Linked DNA regions of Homo sapiens: region 1 is linked to region 2. Evidence: chromatin loops called from intact Hi-C (ENCODE). Cell type or tissue: GM12878. All regions are shown on one strand. Each heading gives the region's core, and the rest is flanking DNA. Links, peaks and the distances in the headings are about the cores only.

Region 1 (10,386 bases), core at 1,561-9,560, 540 kb after region 2:
ACTAATAAAGCTCAATTGCCCTATTTATATAGCATTTTTCCCTGTATTGATCAAGACAATTGAAAGAAAATACATATGCAAGAATGGCAGGTTATATATAATAATATACCAGTTGAATACTCCAAAAACTGAGAGTTAGAAATACCACAATCAAAATGGAAGATTTGTACACTCAAATGATTTCTTACATTGTCATTTTTCTTTGAAGAAATAAGTTAAATATTTCTTTATGAACTATTTGCCACAAAAGGAATTGCTAATAAGTAAATGCTATACGTAATCTATCTCTTGAATTAAAATTTTAAACCATTTACAGTGAGTTTTCTCATTTTCTTTATGTTCTTGACAACCTTTTCTCCAAATCATTGAAAATGTTGGTATGGGGCTTTCAGATTCTGATTTTCCTGTCTGTAATAAGTGTATTACCATATGTCAATATTTCCCTATAATGCACTATCATTAAGCAAAATATTAATATTTTTATCATCAACCAACTTTTCATTTTCAAGTATGTTTGGAAAGCTTTGAATACCAGTTGATTTTTCTTTTTATTTTTAAATTTCTTTTAAATTTATCTTCTAAAGGTTTATAAATATTTTAATTTAAAAAATTGACAGATAACATTGTATTTTTTGTTGTGAGCCACATGATGTTTTGAAGTATTTATACATTATGGAATGGTTAAATCTATCCAAGTAACAAATACATACATCTTCCCATCCTCCCGTGTGCTCTAAATCCCCAGTCTCTGATAACTATAATTACACTCTGTTTCTATGAGATCAACTATTTTCGAGTCCACATATGAGAAAGATCATGCAGTATTTGTTTTTCTGTGCCTGGCATATTATACTTAGCATAATGTCCTTCAAGTTCATCCATGTTGTTGCCAATGGCAGAATTTCATTATTTTTTGTTGTTGTTGAATTGTATTCCTTTGTGTGTATGTACCACATTTTCTTTATCCATTTATTCATCAATGGGCACTTGTGTTGTCTCTATATCTTGGCTATTGTGAATAGTACTGCAATAAACACGGGAAGGTGGATATCTCTTTAATGTACAGATTTCATTTCCTTTGGATATATACTCAATAATGGGGTAGTTGGATCATATGGTAGTTCTATTTTGAATTTTTTGAGGAACCTCCATACTGTATTTCATAGCAACCGTATCATTTTACATTACAATCAACAGTGCATTTTACATTACAATAAACAATTCTAAGTTCTCCACATCCTCAGCAATACTTGTGTTGTTTTCCATTTTGTTTTGTTTTCATAATGGTCATGCTAACAGGTATAAGGTAAAATTTTCTTGTGGTTTTGATTTTTATTTCCCTAAGGACTAGTGATATTGAACATCTTTTTATATTCTCATTGGCCATTTGTGTATCTACTTTGGAAACTGTCTATTAAGTCTAGTGCTAATTTTTAAATTTGACTAATTGGTGTTTTTTGATGTTGAGTTATAGGAGTTTTTGCGTACTTGTGAGATTTATCCGTTATCAGATATGTGGTTTGCAAATTTTCTCTCATTCTGTCGGTTGCCTTTTAACTCTGTTGATTGTTTTGCTTGCTGCACAGAAGTTTTCAAGTTTGGTGCTATCATTTATCTATTTGTGCCTTCTTGCTAGTGCTTTTGATGTGGTAACCAAGAAATCATTGCAAAATCCAATGTTACAAAACTTTTTTTTCAACTTTGTTTTTCCCTAGGAGTTTTATGGTTTCAGGTTTTGAGGCCTTTAATCCATTTTGAGATAAATGTTGAATATGGTGTAAGGTAGGGTTCAAATTCATTCTTCTGCAAGTGAGTTCTACTGCTTGAGAAGTATCACTTTAGTTCACACTAAATATTCCCCGAGTAAATATCTACTTTAATAGTACTATAGTTGTATTTAAAATAACATTAATTAATAAACACATTAAGAAACTAGACATGAACAAAAATATCTAGAGTTGACTTATCCTTTATAAACTCCATTTTCTTCTTGAAAACAGGCACAATACAATAAGCAATTGCATTTTCAATAACAAACTCAAGCATTACGAATATACGTTAACTTTCCTACAGCTATTTGTTGAAGAGACTATTCTTCTCCATTACAAAGCCTTAGCAGTTTGTCAAAGATCATTTCATTATAAATGTTAACAGTTTTTGTAAAGCATTTTTTTCTGTTTTGTTTCATAGACCTATTGGTCTATCTTTATGCCATTACCATACTATATTGATTATAGTAGCTACGTAATATGTTTTGAAATTAGGAAATACGAGGGCTCCAGGTTTTTAAAATTTTTCTCAAGATTGTTTTGGCTATTTGGAGTCATTTTTTTTATTTCTGCAAAAATGTCATTGGGATTTTCACAGAGATTGCATTGAATCTGTAGATGACTTTGGGTACTATGTGCATTTTAAGAATATGAAGTCTTCCAATCCGTGAAAACAGGATGTCTTTCTATTTACTTATATTGTCTTTACTTTCTTTAGGCAATATTTTGTAGTTTTAGTGTACAGGTGCTTCACCTTCTAGGTTATAGTTTTTCCTAAGTATTTTTTCTTTTTGATACTATTATAAATGAATATTATTTTCTTTTCAGATTATTCATTGTTAATGTATGGAAATGTAATTGATTTTTGAATGGTGACTTGTATCCTCAACTTTGCTTAATACAGTGATGCCATTTGGTCCTGTGCTTTTCTTTGCGGGGGAATTTTTATTATTATTACTGATAAATTACTCGTTCGATCTCATTAGTTATAGATTTTTTATTTTTATCTCTTCATGATTCAGTCTTGGTTGGTTGTATGTTTCTATAAATGTATCCATTTATTCTATGTTATTTAATTTGTTGGCCTACTATTGTTCATATAGTTGTCTCTTATGATCCCTTTTCTTTCTTTTGCATTGGTTGTAATGTTTCCTCTTTTATTTCTAACTTTTGCTAACTGGGTCTCTACTTGTAGTCCAGCTAAAAATCTGCCAGTTTTGTTAAACTTTTCAAAGAACACACTTCATTTTATGGATTTTTAAATTGTTTTTCTATTCTTTGTTGAGTTTATTTCTGCTCTATTCTTCATTATTTCCTTCCTCTGCAAACTTCGGGTTTAGTGTTCTATATATGTCTGTTGGTCTAATTTGTTCATAGTGTTGTTCAAGTCGTCTATTTTCTTGTTGATCTCTCTGGTTGGCCTATCTCTTATTGAAAACAGGGTATTAAAATTTCCTACAATTATTATGTTGCTGTCTATATATCTCTCTATTTCTGTCAATGTTTGCTTCATATATATAAGTGCTCTGCTATTAGGTGCATATATAGTTACAATTGTTATATCTTCCTGGTGAATTAAACCTTTATAACAATATATTGTACTTCTTTGTCTCTTGTGATAGTTTTTGACTTAAGGCCTATTCTGTCTGATATAAGTATTGCCAACCCTCCTCTCTTTTGATTAAAATTTGCATGGAAAAATCTTCCATCTTCTTGTTTTCAACCTATGCATGTCTTTTTTATTTAAAGTCAGTCTTTTATAAACAACATATAGTTGGATCTTGATTTTTTAAAAATTTATTTAGCTACACTGTGTCTTTTGATTGATGAGTTTAACCCATTTATACTTAATTACTGAATTATTATTTCCATTTTGTTAATTGTCTTCTGTATGTATGGTATTAGTTTGGTCCCTCTTGTTCTCTCTTGCTGTCTTCCCTTGGGTTCATTGATCCTTTGTAGTGTCATGCTTTTATTTCTTTCTTAATTGATTTTGTTCATCTTCTATAAGTATCTTCTTTGTAGTTATCATGGGGATCCCATACAACATCGAGAATTGTAGCAATCTATTTTAAAATGAGAACCGCTTAGCTACAATTATATACAAAACTACTCTTTCAGATCTCCTTACCACATACTTGTTACTGATGTTACAAATTACATTTTAAAAAATATTTTGTATTCATTAACATTGTTTTACAGTTGTAGTTATGCTTATATTGCTTACATTTTTTACTTGAATTAAAAGTGCTGTATGCAACACCATTACAATATTATAGAATTCTGTATTTATCTCTATATTTGGCTTTACCAGAGAGCTTTATGTTTTTCTGTGCTTTTATGTTGCTACATAGTGTCCTTTTTGTTCAACGCCAAGGACTGTCTTTGGTAGTTTTTATGTAGGTCTGGTAGTGATGAACTCCCTCCACTTTTGTTCATCTGGGAAGTTATTTCTTTTTGGTTTATGAAAGATAGTTTTGACAGATACAGTTTTTATGTTTGGCTGCAATTTTTATTTATTTTTGCCTTTTGAATGTATCGTCCCACTCACTTCGGCCTCTAAAGTCTCTGCTAAAAAACCCACTGATAATCTTATGGCAGCTCCTTTCATGTGATGAGTTGCTTTTCTCTTACTAGTTTCAAGTCTCTCCTTTCACTTTTGTCAGTCTGAATATAATGTGTCTTGATTTGTACCTATTTGGGTTTTTCTTAGTTAAAGTTATTTGAGCTTCTTGAATTTAATGTGGTCTGTTTTCTTCCTCACATTTCAGATAATTTTGGCCATTATTTCTTCAAATAAACTCTCTGCTCTAATCTTTCTCTCTTCTCTTTCAGACTCTCACATAATGTGTATATTGGTCTGCTCGTGGGTGCTGGTACATCAATTAGACTTTCTTTACTTTTCTTCATTCTTTTTTCTTTTTATTATTATGACTTGATAATTTCAAATGACCTGTGTTAGAGTTTACTGACTTTTTTTTTTTTTTGCTTTGTGAGATCTGCTGTTGATCTGCTGTAGTGAATTTTTCAATTCACCTATTTTATTTTCCAGCTCTAAAATTACTTCGCTTTTTCTCATGTAGTTTCTATCTCTGTACATATTCTCATTTTGCTCATTTGTGGTTTTTCTGATTTCATTTAGTTGTCTATCTGGCATTCTCTTGCAGCACACTGAGCTTCTGTAAAGCAATGATTTTGAATTCTTTTTTAGATAGTTTGTAAATATCAATTTCTTTAGAGTCAGTTTCTAGAGATTTAGTTTGTTCCGTTAATTGGGTCATGTTCTCCTGTTTCTTCATGTGTCTTCTTATTTTTTGTTGTAATTTTTTTATTTGAAAAAACAACTAACACTTCGAGTTTTTACAGACTGATTTCATACAGGGGAATACCTTCATCAGTCAGCATGACTAGAGATTCAGAGGGCCTCTCAAACATGTTATGGAAATGCATTTTCTCTGAGCTTGTGCATGTAATTTCCAGATTAGAGAGATTTGCTGGTTTCTTTTTTAGGAGTTTGTGGGCTCTTGCTCTCTCTTGTGTCTGTCTGTGGTACTGCAGGTTCTCCAGAACTATATGCCAAGCTCTCTTTTGTTCTTTGCAGTCCCCAGGCATTCAAACTATGACAGCTCCTCATCAGTGCCCTAAGTCACATGAGACAAAAATCAGTCCCTTAGGTAGCCTCTTAAAAAGCTAAAAAATTGGACATATATTCGATTCTTCTCTTTCCATCTCATTGTAAAAGTCATTAGCAGGATACTTTTTCCCAATTGTGGTGAGCTGTTTTGGCCTTTGTCTACAGTGTGACAAGTACTGGCACTTCTGGCACTGCAAGAAGCCACTGAACTCTCTTTTGTACTAAGTGGCTACCAGTTATCCAAAGTATTTTGGTTCTATATCAGTACTCTGAGTCAGGTGAAAAAAATACCAGTCTCTTGGACAACCTTCCAAAAATCACACACACACACACACACACACACACACACACACACACACACGTTTTCTATTCCTGTATTTTTTTCTTTAAGCTAAATTAGAAGATGATTAGTTGCTTCAGGTTACAATTTATATAGGAATATTTTAAATATTTTTAGAGAAATATATTCACTTCATTAATGGATTTGGAAATAGATTCCTGAAATAGAAACTTGAAAAAATACTACACATTTACTTATTTAAAAAATCCATTTTATATTCTGCTTTGTTTTGAGAATGTAGTTTGAGTACAAACCAGATTATTTCTGTAAATATGGAGAAAATGTTCATCTTAGTGTATCAAATATAGTGAAAGAAACCAGAATTCCACTGCTTCAGAAGTATCACTTAAGTTCACATTAAATATTTTTCTGAGGAAATATCCAGTTTAATAATGCTATAGTTATATTTAAAATAACATCTTAATAAACATGATAAGGAACTAGAAGTGAACAAAAATATCCAGAGGTCACTTATTCTTTGCAACCTCGATTTTCTTTTTTTCTTTGTGTGTGTGTGAGAGACCAGAATTGTTTAAATACTCAAATCAATCTCCCCAAGCATTAGGGGAGCAGAGTTTTTAAGGATTACGTGGTGGATTGGGGGAAGCCGGTGAGCCGGGAGTGCTGATTGTTCAGGGATGAAATCTTAGGGAGTCAAAGCTGTCTTCTTGCGCTGAGTCAGTTCCTGGGTGGGAGCCACAAGATCAGATGAGCCAGTTTATTGATCTGGGAGGTGCCAGCTGATCCATCAAGTGCAGGCTCTGCCAAATATCTCAAGCACTGATCTTAGAAGCAGTTTAGGGAGGGTCAGAATCTTGTAGCCTCCAGCTGCATGACTCCTGAACTATAATTTCTAATCTTGTGGCTAATGTTAGTCCTACAAAGGCAATCTAGTCCCCAGGCAAGAAGGAAGTCTGCTTTGAGAAAGGACTCTAACCGTCTTTGTTTAAACTATAAACTATGTTTCTCCCGAAGTTAGTGCAGCCTATGCCCAGGAATGAACAAGGACAGTTTGGAGGTTAGAAGCGAGATGGAGTCAATTAAGTTAGATCTCTCACTGTCTCAGTCATCATTTTGCTATTGCGCTTTCGGTCCCTCCCTTTGGGTTTTATAACACCTTAATCTTTAGGTGTAGGCTATGAAGATGGGAAGAGGCTGTTGATCACTCTAGATTTTTCCTGCTTACAGGGGACATAGCGGGAATGGGAGTGAACCCCAAGGAGAGAAGAGTAGACCTGCTTCACAACTGTCTGAGTGTATTTATGCAGGCTTGGCTGGGCTTGCAAGGCTTGTGTGGTAAAAATATACTTTTATTTATGTTTCAGGATGATATTTAAGTAAACAGCATGTTTATAAGATAAATAACGAGTCCTAGGATGAGGACTACAATTCCCAATTTTAAAAGCAAAGATTTGAAAACATTAGTTTGGAGACTTCTAACCCACAATGAATTTAGAATTTAGTCTAAACTGCAGAAAAAACCTTAAGAACGGTTAACAACAGTGTACTTCAGTTTTTCTTTTGAAGCATACTTTTGTCTCCCTCCAGTCCCCATTTTTATTAAAAACAAATCACAATAGAACTGATTTGTTTACAAAAGAAACTTTAGTCTTACTGTATTTGGCCTGATTATTTGCATAAAGTGCAGCAAGAATAATTATTTTTTACTTAGGTTTTTTAAATTGGCTTTGTTAGAACTCTGTTCCATGAAGAATCTCAGATAACACTTATTAAAAGCCGAGCCCAGCCATGGGTCTGTACCCTCAAGTACCTATGAGTTGGGCAAATTCCTCTCCTCTTGAGGTCCCAAGGTAACTTGGGGTTCCTGGGCCTGTTAGAAAGTGACATTCTTTACTTACCACAGGTCAGGAACCTTGTACAGGTTCCTGTACAGGTATCTTGTACAGGTACTCTATGCGGACAAAGTATGAGGCCAGATGCCCCAATGGGCTTTAATTGGCTCTATAAGTCAACTTTGATTCTTTAAAGGAGGCATGCCATTCCAGTCAAAGCCTTGGTAAAATAACCAATTTCTCCAATTATATCCTGTTACAAAAGAAAACAGATTCTTATTGCACTTATGCAATTAACTGTACTGCCATAAATTGAGAATACTCACAAATAGTTTCCAAATTCTGGAGAAATCAGGTAGAGGGGAACAAATATGCTCCAAATTTTGTTCACAGGAGTATATTTTACTCACTTGTTAAAGTTGCAAATAGCTTTAAAGAAATAAGTTATCTTGACTCTGAAAACAAAAGGATCAGCAACGTTTAACACATCAGATCTCCATGAGACTCCTAGAAGTTTCATTTTTTCCTCTATTCAAATAGCACAATTTTTAAAGTTGTCTGAGACCTGCACTCACAGTCCTATATCTGATTATAAACTGCCTTTTGAAAAGGATCAAAACAAGACAAAATGTCTGTGGATGACAAGTAAATAGCCCCTATTAAAGCTACAGGTGACTAGGAATTTTGGTTACTTCTGTGGCATACAACAATTTTATATAACAATTATTATTAATAATGTACATTAAATCATATCAGAATTATAGAAGTTTCCCATAAATTTTGGAACACATACTAATAATATAATATTTATACAAATACAGTCCAAAGAAAACCAAACACCATTCACTCTTCTATTTGAAAGTTTTCCCTCTCTTCTAATGTCACAATCTCCAGAGTTATTAGTCAGAATCCTGCATTTAAGAGCACCTGTTAAATTTTATAGCTGATTATAAAACCATCTTTTAAAGAGGATGAAAATGAGACAACAATTGTCTGTGAATGACAAAAACACTTTTAGGCCAGCTGCAGTTAAAGACATGGTTGACAAGTAAATTTTTTACCTCTGTGGCACACAGTCATTTAACATAATAATTATAATTATTACAGATAGATAACATATACTAAGTCATATTAGAATTATAGGAGTTTTACTTAATTTCAGAACATACGCCTATAACACATTTACACAAATATAACCCAAAGAAAGCCAAACACCATTTCATATTTGGCAGTGCTTCCTGTATGATTTCTATACAAAATGAGCCAAATGTCATTTTTGGACTTTAGAGAACCTAATATCTAAAAGATTAGTCCAGAAAGAGACATACTTTATAATTTGATTTTGGAAAGTTTGTCAAATATCAAAGGTTTAAAACACTTGATATCACAAAATAGAATCCCAGGTTACCTTAAGTCATTCATTTTGGCCAAAATGATAACTCTAAATAAGCTTTAAAAAAGAAAACCTTTACTCTAGTAGAGGAGACTTAGCTTTCCAAGCAACATCCAATAAAGGTAGCATGAGGCTAAATTTGTCTTTTCTCTCTCCTCCTTTTTTTCCCTGCCATTTACCCATGGGAGAGAAAGCAAAAGTCTTTCATTATCTTTTAATGTTACACAAAAATCGTCTTCAAAAGAGAAAAACAAATTTCATGTTTGCATTAGTGCATCCTTAACGTAAAAGCTAGTTTTTTAAATAAAATTTTGTATCTCTGTCCAGTTTTAATTAGTTTGAACATAAGATTTCAATACACTTTTTAGATCCCTTTACAATTTTCCATCAAACAGCAGGTCAATTTTCTAAGAAAACCCTGTTTTTCGGACACATGGGCCCAGATTCTGGCCTTACAACATCATTATCTTAATGTTTTAATCTGCAGATAAAAGCTAAATAATTTCTTTTAAATTTTAGCCAATTTGTTTATACCCACAGAATTTTTTTATCAGATCAATCCTTTTTACAAATCCTTTTTACTTTGCTTAAACCTTCAGTTTTCTTCCGTTACTCTTTTAGGTTAAGACAATCTTTAAAACCCTCTGAACTAGACAAAATTACATTCCCTTTAACAAAAGCCATATTCCTATGCCTTCTTATAATCTTTTACCAAAAACACATTCCCTACACACCTTGTTTGTAAAATTGTCTCTCCAGTGGTCTCAATTGCATGTTACAATGTTAACTCTTAGCAACTTTTATTTTTAGTGAAAAACCTGATAAGTAAGTGATTTTAATTATGTACCAGGGATGGAGCCTAGGAAATCAGACAGAAATGAAGATAAAGTCTGACTCTTTTTAGCATATCTAGAGGGGATGGCTCTCCATATGTCCCCAGGCTTATCTATAATCTAATGCTCCAAAGTAGGTAAATCGAACAATTTTCAAAAGTCAAAGAAATAATTTGACCTTAAAGCATTTAGCAAATCTGATCTCTGACCTTAATTTAGACCAAATGTCTACATTTTCAAGGCTTTTTATTTACCAATAATCTTTAAAAGTGTCTTTATTTCCAAAAGATTACTAAAGTCACGAGAACAAAAGGCATTAAAGTTTCTATTTTTGTGACAAAATATTTAAGTGCTTATCTTTCTAAGCCAATTAATCAGAGCTCTTTTATATATAAATGCCACACACACACACAACACATACAGGTAGAAGATTTGGCATTTGCAAGATTTTTCATTTGCCAGTTTCTTAATTGGATCACTGGCTTCAGGGTGGAGCCCTTGGAGGAAGAGGGCCAGGAAAGCATTTCTGGGGCCAAATAAGCAGCAAATAAAGAGCTGAAGGCAAAGACAAACCCCCAGAGTTAAGTGCGCCATTTTATACTGGATCCTGGATCCCCAAAAGGA
Region 2 (10,386 bases), core at 966-8,965:
ATAGTTACCTGCAGATCTCTGTGGATGGGAGGTTAATACAAATGTTAAGAAGGAACTGAAGCGTACTTTTTTATCATTTGGTTTTTCATGTAGGCAGACTTCTATCTAAACACAACTTTTATGATTTTTAAACAGAAAGGTATAAAGAAAACAAAGACAATAGATTTATTTATTGCTTTCCATTTAAATCATCATTTGCAATAGACTTTCTTTTCTTTTGAAAGGAAAAAATGGAGAGTTTATCCCTGGTTTCAACAGGTTCTGGAAAACCTAATGAAAAGAGTGGAAGCAAGCACACTGAGAATAGAAAAGTCTTTGTTTATCCCAGGAGCCCTGCATCTGTGAGATTCCACAGCTCCCTGGACAATCCCCTCACAGGAGGCCACCTGTAGGAGCACAAGCCCTTCAGCCCTGGGGGCTATTTTGCCTCTATCCTCTGCAGTCAAACCACCAGCATGCATTCTGTGCTATGCTAAATCTGGTAATGGCTTTTCTGAAACACACACCTGTCCATTAAGAATGGCAACGAGACTCCCAACTCATTTTACATAGGCTACTGCACAGCAGTGGATGTTAATGACTTTGGAGTGTTTTGTCTTTGACAATAAGCCGGAATCTTGACTATGCAATTGACTGCAACTACATAAATTGCTATTTGGAATGAATCTTAATATATACACTTGTGTATATGAATACAGCTAGCTGCACTTTCCCCATACGATCATGGTTGTTAACATTCTACCCATTTTAAGTGAGCAAATTTGAATAAAATGGCTGCGTAATACATTCTGTGTTAACATCAGCTATTTAAAAAGCCCAAGGATTAAAAGTTAATTCCATCCTTTTAATTCAAGGGACATATAAATGGCATTATGGGTAGAGCCAACTCCTCTTTTATCAGTCCTTTCATGCTGCCTCCTCACTAATTCTTGGTTGTTCAAATGCTACCTACATAATAAAAGCCTTGAGTTAATTTACTAAGATTTTACACCAGTGCAAATGAAAGAAAGGAAAGTGCTAAACAAGGCAATTAGCACTCTGTTTAGTGCACTCCCAAAATAAATGTAGGCAATTTACAATTTGGCAAATGGCACTCAATCCAGATCCAACTCATTTATGCCTAAGGGGGTGGTACAGTTCATTAGGGGGAAAAAGTGTTTATATATATTATGCTATTGAGGCCCAACCCATTTTGTACTACAGCAACAGATGTGACTCCTCCTGAGGTTTATTAGCGTTTCTTGCAGAAAAACGCCAAACTATTATGCTTTCAAATAAATGGTCCAAAAAGAATGCCTTTTACTATTGAGTATTAGTAGCTAGCTTTACAAGATGGGGTGGGGGTGGGTATAAGTGTGTTTGAGAGATGGTTTGCAAAACTTATAGTCGTGGATCGGAGCCTTTTTTGTGGCTGGAAGCATGCATTTCCTACATGGACTGCAGTTGCTGAGATCTGCAGAAAGTGTTCGCTTGAAGTATTACTGACTTTCTTAATTGACAGGAAGGTTGTTTCAAGCCTTTCATGTTTATTCTTGTAAGCCTCTTATTAGTGCAAAAATAATAGATGTTGTTAATGCAGAATCACAACCAACATTAATATTTAAGATGCTAGAATGAAAAAGGTTAAATGTGTGTTTAGATTGCTTTTGAACAAAGAGCTTTACGAAATAGTTCAGAAACGTAACAATGGACCAAACTTGGACCAATTTTGCCTGACTTTGAGTCTCTCATTCTTTGGGGGTTTATTCTTTATTTTAGGAAGATGAAGTTCTTATACACTTTCACATATTCCTGCCATTTGGAATTTGTATCCCTGCTGGAATGAAAATATGAAAATTGACATCTGAGGAAGGAAGGTGCGAGGAAATCCACCAACCTCCCCAGTATTTTTGTTTATTTCTAAGTCTATATAGTTCCAGTGAGTGATTAAAAAGAAAAAAAAAAAAAAGACAAGGCAAGGTAAAAGCATTCTTTTGTGCCCTCTAGCTGCTAGAAGCACAAATGAAAAATAAAATTCTCTGATGATTAAATTCACCTAATCTGGCTTAGGGACTGGGATAGAGGGGAGGGGACCACAATTCCTATGAGCAAAAGTGTTTTTTTTTCTTTATAAAAGACATCAGGATAAATAAAAGTTTACCATCTTGTATTAACTGCACGCTCATTTTCAAAAGACAAAGCAGAGAAATAATTCATGAGGGACTCTCAGAAAATTAAACTGGGATATCACTTCTCTCAAACAGCTAATTAATATGACACACATATTTTGGACTATGCATTGCTTCGAGTATTGATCACTATTTTAATTCTATTTCTAATGGAAGTTGAGTAGAGATTGCAGTCTAGAATGATTTTTGTTTGTTTGTTTTAGGAATAATGTAATTGCTTTTAGAATTGCTGACCAAGCTAGAATGCATACGTAAGTTTATGAAAATGAATGGGGTGTGTGTGCTTTATTTATATGTAACCTTCTGCTTTAGGGTCACTGTTTGCATGATAATTTTATCTAAATCAGTCCTTAAGGAAATGTGGAATTTGTGGATAGAAGTCCTGATAGCAGTTTGGAGTTTGGGTTATAGCCCTTTAAATCCAGGGTGCATTTTGAATGTAAAAATCAGCACCCTGTGTGATCCCTTGCTGCTGAAGTGGGGAATGTTCTGTGAAGGTGGAGTAAGTGGCTTACTTGTGAGATAGCTTCACAAGGGAAAGATCCAAATGCCCAATTTACTGCACGATTCATTTAGGAGGAGAAAAAGTCTTGCAGCTTGGCACACGCCTACTGCCCAGAATTCTGAAAAAGAAACAAAGAAATAGTTTGAAATTTGCAGAATTTAAAACAACGACAACAACAACAAAAGCCCTATCCAAGTTTCCTAAGAAAACAGCTCCATTACTGCCCTACATTTTTCTGTGTATCCTGGAGAGTGTGTGGGTATGGGGGAGGGGCGGATGGGGTGGGAAGGGAGTTGAGCTCTTTAATGATTCAAGGAAATATACGAGAACCCCTTTTTATATTTTTCCCTGAAGTGAATACACAGTTCAGAGGACTCAGTTGAGTCTCACAGCCATTCCCAGCAATTCCCGATACAGTGGAGAGTTCAGCAGAAAGGGCTCAGTCTCAACAGATGTTCTAAGTGGCGCCTCCTGAGTTGCTCTTGTGTGGTGGAGAAATACAGAAATCAAGCTAAATCAAATTAGGCAGCAGAATAAGAAAATAAAGGTCAGGTCCACCAGCATCTGAGTAAACAGCCTATGCCAATGTGGCCATCTACAGTCAGGAACTAATTAAGGGCTGATTGTCCTTCTCAGTGAAACCTCAAAAATGCATGGTAGTGAATTATTAAAAACAACAACAACAAAAATAATACAAAACCCCCACACTCTGCAGTGTGCCAGATGAAAGATAGGGAACCATAATATCCCGCGGAATTGTGTCTCTTGGATAGAGATAGTCCCTAAATCCCCAGCTCTCTTTGTTTTGATGACAATTTTTCTTCCTTTAAGGAAGCAGAAACTATGCTCTAAGCCTGTCTTGTGTTACAGCTCCTTTTACCTTTGTCTGCCTATCTCAGCTGGTATTTAATTGGTCAGCAATAGGAGGGAAGTCTCCTTTGAGGTAATGAATATTGACTGTTTATGTTGAAATGTCACTGTGAAAAGAAAGCCCAGCACCAAAGAGGGAGAACCCAGTGTGAGAGTCTCAGACACAAAGGAGACACCAGTGAAACGGAGGCATTGAAAAGCAAAGCAGCTGAAATTCAAAGAGCAGATGAAACAGAAATGGCCTACATGTGTGGGAATTTTAAGCTAGCAATTGACAGGTGAAAAAGTCATTATTTTACCTGTTATAACCAAGTGTAATTGCGTGTTTTTCCTAAAATGGCATGGGGGCCATGGTTCATATAACTATTTCCATTGAGAAACCATCCTCATCTTTTAATGAATAATTTTTGTTTCATAAAGGTGATGGGTAAACCTGTTTCTAATTATATGGATTTGAAAAGTTAGAAAAAAAAGAAAGGGAGGAGCTACTTTGCTAGGATGGCCCTCTCTTAAAATGGTTAGATCTTGCATTTCTCAAATGAACCTGCTGGGTCTGAAAAGTTTTGCCTGTTGCAATTATAGATTTTAAGGCAAAAAAAAGGGAAAGGCAAAATGCTGTCACAAGCCAAGTACAGTCTGCTAATTAGTTTAGCTTGGTTGGAAATATTATCATTTAATAATATGGGACATTATTTACTGCATATCTTGGTCATTTGATGGTGACCGTGAGCTGACAGCTGAGACAGTGTCTCTTTAACCCTCTCTGTGCTGGTCAAGCACTTCCCCATTTAAGTCTGGTTTTGCTGGGGAGCTATGGCTTAATTCACCCACAATGGATTTTATGTCACTGTGTGAATTGGATTTTCCCTTCTTATATTTCCCCCAAATGGTGACCAGCCAGATAAGTAAAATCGGAAAAAGGACAGCAAATAGAGAATTTCTATATGATTTCAATGTGTAGGAAGTTCTAACGTTGCCAAGTTTTTAAGTCTGAGAGGAGTCTCCCCATCCTTCTTTGGGCTTCATGACCATTTTGCAAGTTAATGATAACTACAAGTATTGTTTTTCTTGCCTTTTTATTGTGGAAAAGAAGGCAAATGAAACAAAGGGATTACTATGTAACTACTGAGTCACACTCGTGGGAAAAATAAAATCACTGTGGAGTTAAGATAAACAAAAAACTTCAGTTTCTGGTCCCCATGAATAAGGCGGCTGTATTTACAGTGTGGTTTTACTGTTCACATATTTAAAGTTCACATATTTAAACTTTATCATAATTGGGACCCCATCATCACACATTTTTAAGGCAAGAGCTCATTAGCTTTCTCTTTGGATCCCAAATGCAGAAAGGATTCCGTTTTTGTTGCCCAGCCATTCAATTATGTTTTCCAAAACCCGGAAAAATAAAAGATGACATCTTTAGTCACACCCCACGTCATGCTTGAACCCTGACCTGTGACACTCACCTAACTTGAACTAACAAGCTGCATGCCCCACGAAGAGTGATACTTCTTCATTAGCAAGATCCATTTCACCTTTAAAAACCCTTGGTTTTCCGTTTGCATTAAGTGAGATTGAGACGTCTTGGGTCTCTCAATGACATTTAGGAATCTTCCAAGACAAAAAAGGAAGTCGTTACATCTCCAGTTCACCTGCAAAGAAGATGTCATTAAAAGAGGAAGCAAAATGAAACCCTGTCAACTTGTTAGGGCCCAAAAGGTAATTCTGCCATCAAATATGGAGTCGGGGAATGATACAGAATCCTTTTATTACTGACACGAAAGAACCTGCTGGTGTCAAAGGTGTCTCCTGCCAGAAAAGTTCAGGTGTTGCTAAATTCATTAATGTGTCAGTTTGAAAAGATGTGGTCATTCCTGTTGTCTGTAGGGATGAAAGCTGGAATCTGCCTGCTCCTGTCAACACACTATCATCTTAATTTCGTTTGCTCTGCACCTTATTTGCCATCTGTAAGGGGTTAAGGGCCATGGGCGATGGCTTCTTAAAAGACTACTAATATTTGACATATATCATTTCAATCTGCCCTTTCACCACCACCCCCTACCATCAAAAAAAAAAAGTTGTTAAATAATATTACTCGTGATAGTTTGCTTGCCAGATGTTTGCTAATGAGGGTAGTAGAGAGACAGTGAATCTCTTCTGGTCTTTTATTTATTTTTATTATGTGAGATAAAAGATAAGGGTACCTAGTCTTTATAAGGCTATGTGCTTTCATATAACCATGATACATTTTTATAGGAATTTGATGCTTAAATATTCAGACATTGGAGAGGTTCTCTCTTTCATTTAAGGATCCTTTCTTCGAATTTTATCTCAATAGGATCTTTTGAAAATGTACAGGATTTTGTAAAAGATGTCTCGATAAACAAGATCTAAATGAATGTTATACGTGTGATATGATAAAGAATGTTGATTTGGCAACTTATAGATCAATTTGTATCGGAAAGTATTAAAGTGATTATAGTATGGAGAACAAAATATCAAATAAAATACATCACTTGCAAATAAAACAAAGCACAAGTAATATTAATGTAACACCAGAAAATATAACAGTCACTTTTCTAAAGATATGTGTTATAGATGATGGTTTTAAAGACAAACCACACTGCAATAATTTAAATTTTTAAATTTCAAATTTGAAATATCATACTAGTGTAATCAAATTTCAGTTATTGTATGGATTATGTCAAAAAAGCTAAATCACCAATTTTTATACCTTGGTTCAAGGCAATATTTGTTTGCTTAATGTTTTTCAAAGAATGAGGTGAAGTTTTTTGCAATTTTCTTCTAGAAACTTTCAATAATCAAATGATAATGAGGAAATGACAAATGCCCTTTCTAGCTAAGATTACAGTCTAATAGTGATTAAAATAACTTGAGTTTTCGACCAATTTGGGTTCCTATCATTATTATTTATTTTGCTTATATAGATGTAGAACTCAGAAAGAGTGCCATATTATGACTCTCATATTCTTGCCAACAATAAACAACATTAATTTGCATGTGGGAAAGTAATGTCGTCACTCTTTAATAAGTTTGTAGGTCCGTATTTTGGAGCCTGGCTACTCTACTTCATGTGTGTTCAGATTATATGTCTGAATTTCCCCACCTACCTCCTCTACCCTGTCTTAGTTCTCAATCTTTCTTGCATAAAACAGAAAGTACTTTCTTAAAGTACAGAAAATAGTCTATTACAAACAGATATATTGTTGATACTCATCAATGTTGCCTTTTCCCGATCTCTGTTTTAATTAAAAATTCAAATATTTTCCTGAAATTATCAAGCTTGCTTTAAAAGGGGACTTTTCTAGTTCTAAAATACAAGACAAAACAAAATAAAAAATTCTCTTATTTTTAAGCAACTCATTTATATGTTAACTCAGTTTGAGCATTTAAAATGACCCCAAATATGTGTAAAGCACACATATATATGACCACATTAATGATTTCCTAATCAATCAAGCAAAGCACCTTATTTTTACTTCAGCCCTGGACCAAGATGTATGTGATTTTCAGGCCCCAGTTTCAAGATTGCATCCTGAATGTTCATGCATGCACTGAGATGCTGTGTGTAGATTTTCTATGTAGGAGCGTTACAAAACTTCAGCTAAAGATAACCACAGTGTGCAGCTCTGGTGGGAACTGGGGTGAGTGGGTCTTGCCTTCATTGATATATGGAGCACTTAACCTAGTGAGAAGCGCAGAGGTGGTTGGAGGGCCCCCCCCGATGAGTTTTTCAAGTTGATCTGGTGGTTGTATTGTCGGTCTCTCAGGATAGTATGCAGGGGGCACACATTCTGGACTTTCACTCGCAGGGAGAAAGAAAATCAATCTTCGTGCCCCAGAGATGGAATTGCTGATGCAGAAAGTCACTGAGGCATTGGAGTCTTGTAAGAAAGACTCTGAGGAAATGGCTTCGGGCTTCAAGTAAGATCTTGGACTGCATCAGAGCTCTCTGGAGATGCAGGGCAGTTCAAATATAAATAGAAAGGGTGTTTACTGGCGTTGGCCCCAAGTTGGTGTGCTTTTTGATCAAGAAAGAGAAAAAAATCAGCTGCAATTGGGGACATATCTGTGGATTAGAAAAAATAAGTATAGCTGAAATGCTTTATTCTTCACTAGAGCGTGGCCTGTGCCCCACTAAGGAAAAGTCATCCTCGGATTACCATCAGTCATTTTCCATAAGAGCTGCTGTAACTTTTTGATAAGCATCCAAGTTTGCAGATAGCACTTTTTGTCTGAAGGTAATATTTGATATTAATGATTGCTCCTAGTGATGTAATACCTTTCAACCTGAAGACTCCCAAGGCATTTTGCAGCTAAAATCATTTTGAAAATATTCTAGATTACACACTCTAATGTAGTCAGTGACTGAATGGCTGTTACTACTTGGGAAGGCAATGCATTCATTGAAAAGAACCATTTTAATGAAGTGATCATTTTAAGATCAAGAATGAAGGGCGCAAGAGCTTTTCATGGTAGCATTCAATGTAAACCGACACTGGCTGTGTTGCTGAATTATCTTGCCCTTTGAAAGCCCCACTATTGTTCTGAGAGCACCCATTTGTGACACAGAAAAACCAAGAGTTGCAAGGCCCAGATGAGGGTACCTGGTTGAGATCTCGATTTTGATAATTAGACTTTATTTTTTTATTCCTACAAAGCCATTAACAAATACACCATTTCACTGGCTCCCCTTCTTCAATGTAATAAAAAGCAAAATTGTTTGTGCAGTCAATAAAACTAACTGTGATGACCTCTTTGATTTTTTATTATACTTAGAATTTACAAATTCTCTCACTTATCCCATTGCTTCACATTAAGAAGGGCAACTAATGTTTAAAAATTCAGTTTTCATATTGTAGTTTAATAGTTTTAAACTATTTCTACTGTCCTAATTAGGAAGGTGCAAATAAAACATTTTTTCTGATGGTGCAAAGAGACTTTTTTTTTTTTTTTTGCTTCTTAAACAGGGTAGGTGAATTCACTGTGGCAGCTTTTAAACCTCTTTTTCTCTCACTGTAACAATGCTCCTGGTAGAGGGCCTGAGAAGACAGCCCTGTGGGTGCTGATATTTTTTTCATGGTAGAGAAATCTGAATTCTTGGGGGCATCAAAGGAGTGAAGCAGGTAATATTTGATTGGCAGGACATTCTCTGATTTACACCCCTCTATCTTCTAAGCCTCATCTTCAGGCTTGTCCCCAGCAGACCATAGGCAAGAAGCCATTCTCCAGAAAGCTGTGAGATGTTACCAGGTCTCCCCCAACCCATATTTTCTAGGAACCTTTATTGCTCACTTAATGTGAGTTGATGGGATTGAATGCAAAAATCATTGCCCCAAATTCCTCAATGGAGAGTCATCATAGTGGCCACATCTCTGTTCTCATTCAATGGGAAGAGATGACCAGTGTCTTTGTTTATTTGTTCCTATAAAATGCAACCACTTGGCAGAATGTAGTAGGTCAGTAATGGAGTGTTTTGGTAGAATGGTGGCAGAAACCCACAGTGTTTCAAGCTGCCCTGATGCTAAAGGATGGAAAAAATAGGGCATGCACCTCAAGTGTTCATTTATTGTCAGCGCTAAGCTGTGCTTCTGACATTGGCTTTGAGAAGGAAATTATGACATTTAAAAGAATCTCCCAAGCTTTATAAAAAGCCTGTGAATATCTATAAATATTGATCCAAAATGAGTGCAATGAATAATTTATAGTGAAATATACTTTCTTTGTCTTTCAGTTTTTAAAGCAGCTTGGGTTTTTTTTCTCTAAAAAAATTACGGTTAGACAAGCATATTTTTCCTCTACGTTTTAGAGCCATTTCTTATTTTTAGAAAAAAATGTGTTATTTGCAAAGGATGTTGGAAGTTCGGGGAAAAAAAGCAACAACAATGCACACATTACCAAAATGGAAACATATTGTAGATGTTCTAGTTTCAGGGAAAAATATAACAAGATTTTTTAAAAAGTTTACATAATTTGTTGTCATAATTTTGTTGTCTTTGGTGCATGTCCTCAATTTGCAGAATCATTTAAACATTTCTATGTTTACTTGAATAAAAATAGGAATTTCATTTGTTGGAGCTAATGATTCCAACCCAAAATATACTCTTGTGTAATCAGAGCAAAATAAACAGGTGCGTCCAGCATCACTCACCGTATGCCTGAGAACGGGCAGCCCATTTGTAAGACGAGCTAAATATTCTCCAACCTAACCAGGAGCTGGGCTCTAATTGATTACCTTTCTGGGTCATTTTTGAAATGTCCATTAAATTTTCACAAGAGGCCAGAGTACCCCAAAGTGTCCTACTCTTTTTCCCTTTCGCTCTATGCCCCTAGACAGAAATACATAGAAATGAATGCCTCCCAGTTTTCTTGAAGAAGCCATTGGTTGTTAAGTTCATGGCTCTAAATGTGCTTAGATGAAAGGTTTTCTTGTTTTTCTTTTCCGTTCTGTTCAGGTTGCCGTATCAGATACATTGAATTTTGTTGTTGTTGCTTCAAAATCTTATCAGTTTTTTGTTTGATTCATGTAATGGAAATGAAGACAAGAAAGAAGGAATTAACTATTGAGTCTGAAAGTTGCCATTTTAAAAAACTTTGACCTTCATGTGTTTTCATACCTCATCCCAGAACTTTTGGTTCATTTACTTCCTTGGGCTCACCAGAGATCTTGCATATACCCGTGATTTGTGAAGTTTTGTTCAGAAGCACGTTGAATTCAAATATCCCATAAAATCAAGTGATTGTGCTCTGCTATTTTTCTGAAGCCTCCTTATAGGGGCTAAGTAAACTTTATTTCCTCAAAAAGAAATCGTACATTTCTTC

Evidence for each region. Peaks named below come from ENCODE experiments on the same cell type or tissue, not always from the same donor. Only the 100,000 strongest peaks of a DNase experiment are listed, where the experiment ranks them.
Region 1: a loop joins it to region 2, with 2.3 times the contacts of the local background. A loop is called at or near these places in 2 of 110 quality-filtered maps.

What each region holds. Positions count from the first base shown.
Region 1 is chr15:97,240,656-97,251,041 of GRCh38, forward strand. The region is part of intron 2 of LINC02253 (long intergenic non-protein coding RNA 2253); the gene reads left to right. Among named protein-coding and RNA genes, the nearest start is that of LINC02253, 12 kb to the left of the region's middle. In GM12878, for the core only: a CTCF peak has its summit at 5,319; no DNase peak of the experiment used is centred there.
Region 2 is chr15:96,699,675-96,710,060 of GRCh38, forward strand. It overlaps LOC105371002 (a long non-coding RNA gene), which reads right to left and starts at 5,141. Exons shown (of 3, transcript XR_001751745.2): 1 at 5,010-5,141; 2 at 2,684-2,791. RefSeq lists an enhancer at 3,359-3,969. In GM12878, for the core only: no CTCF peak of the experiment used is centred there; no DNase peak of the experiment used is centred there.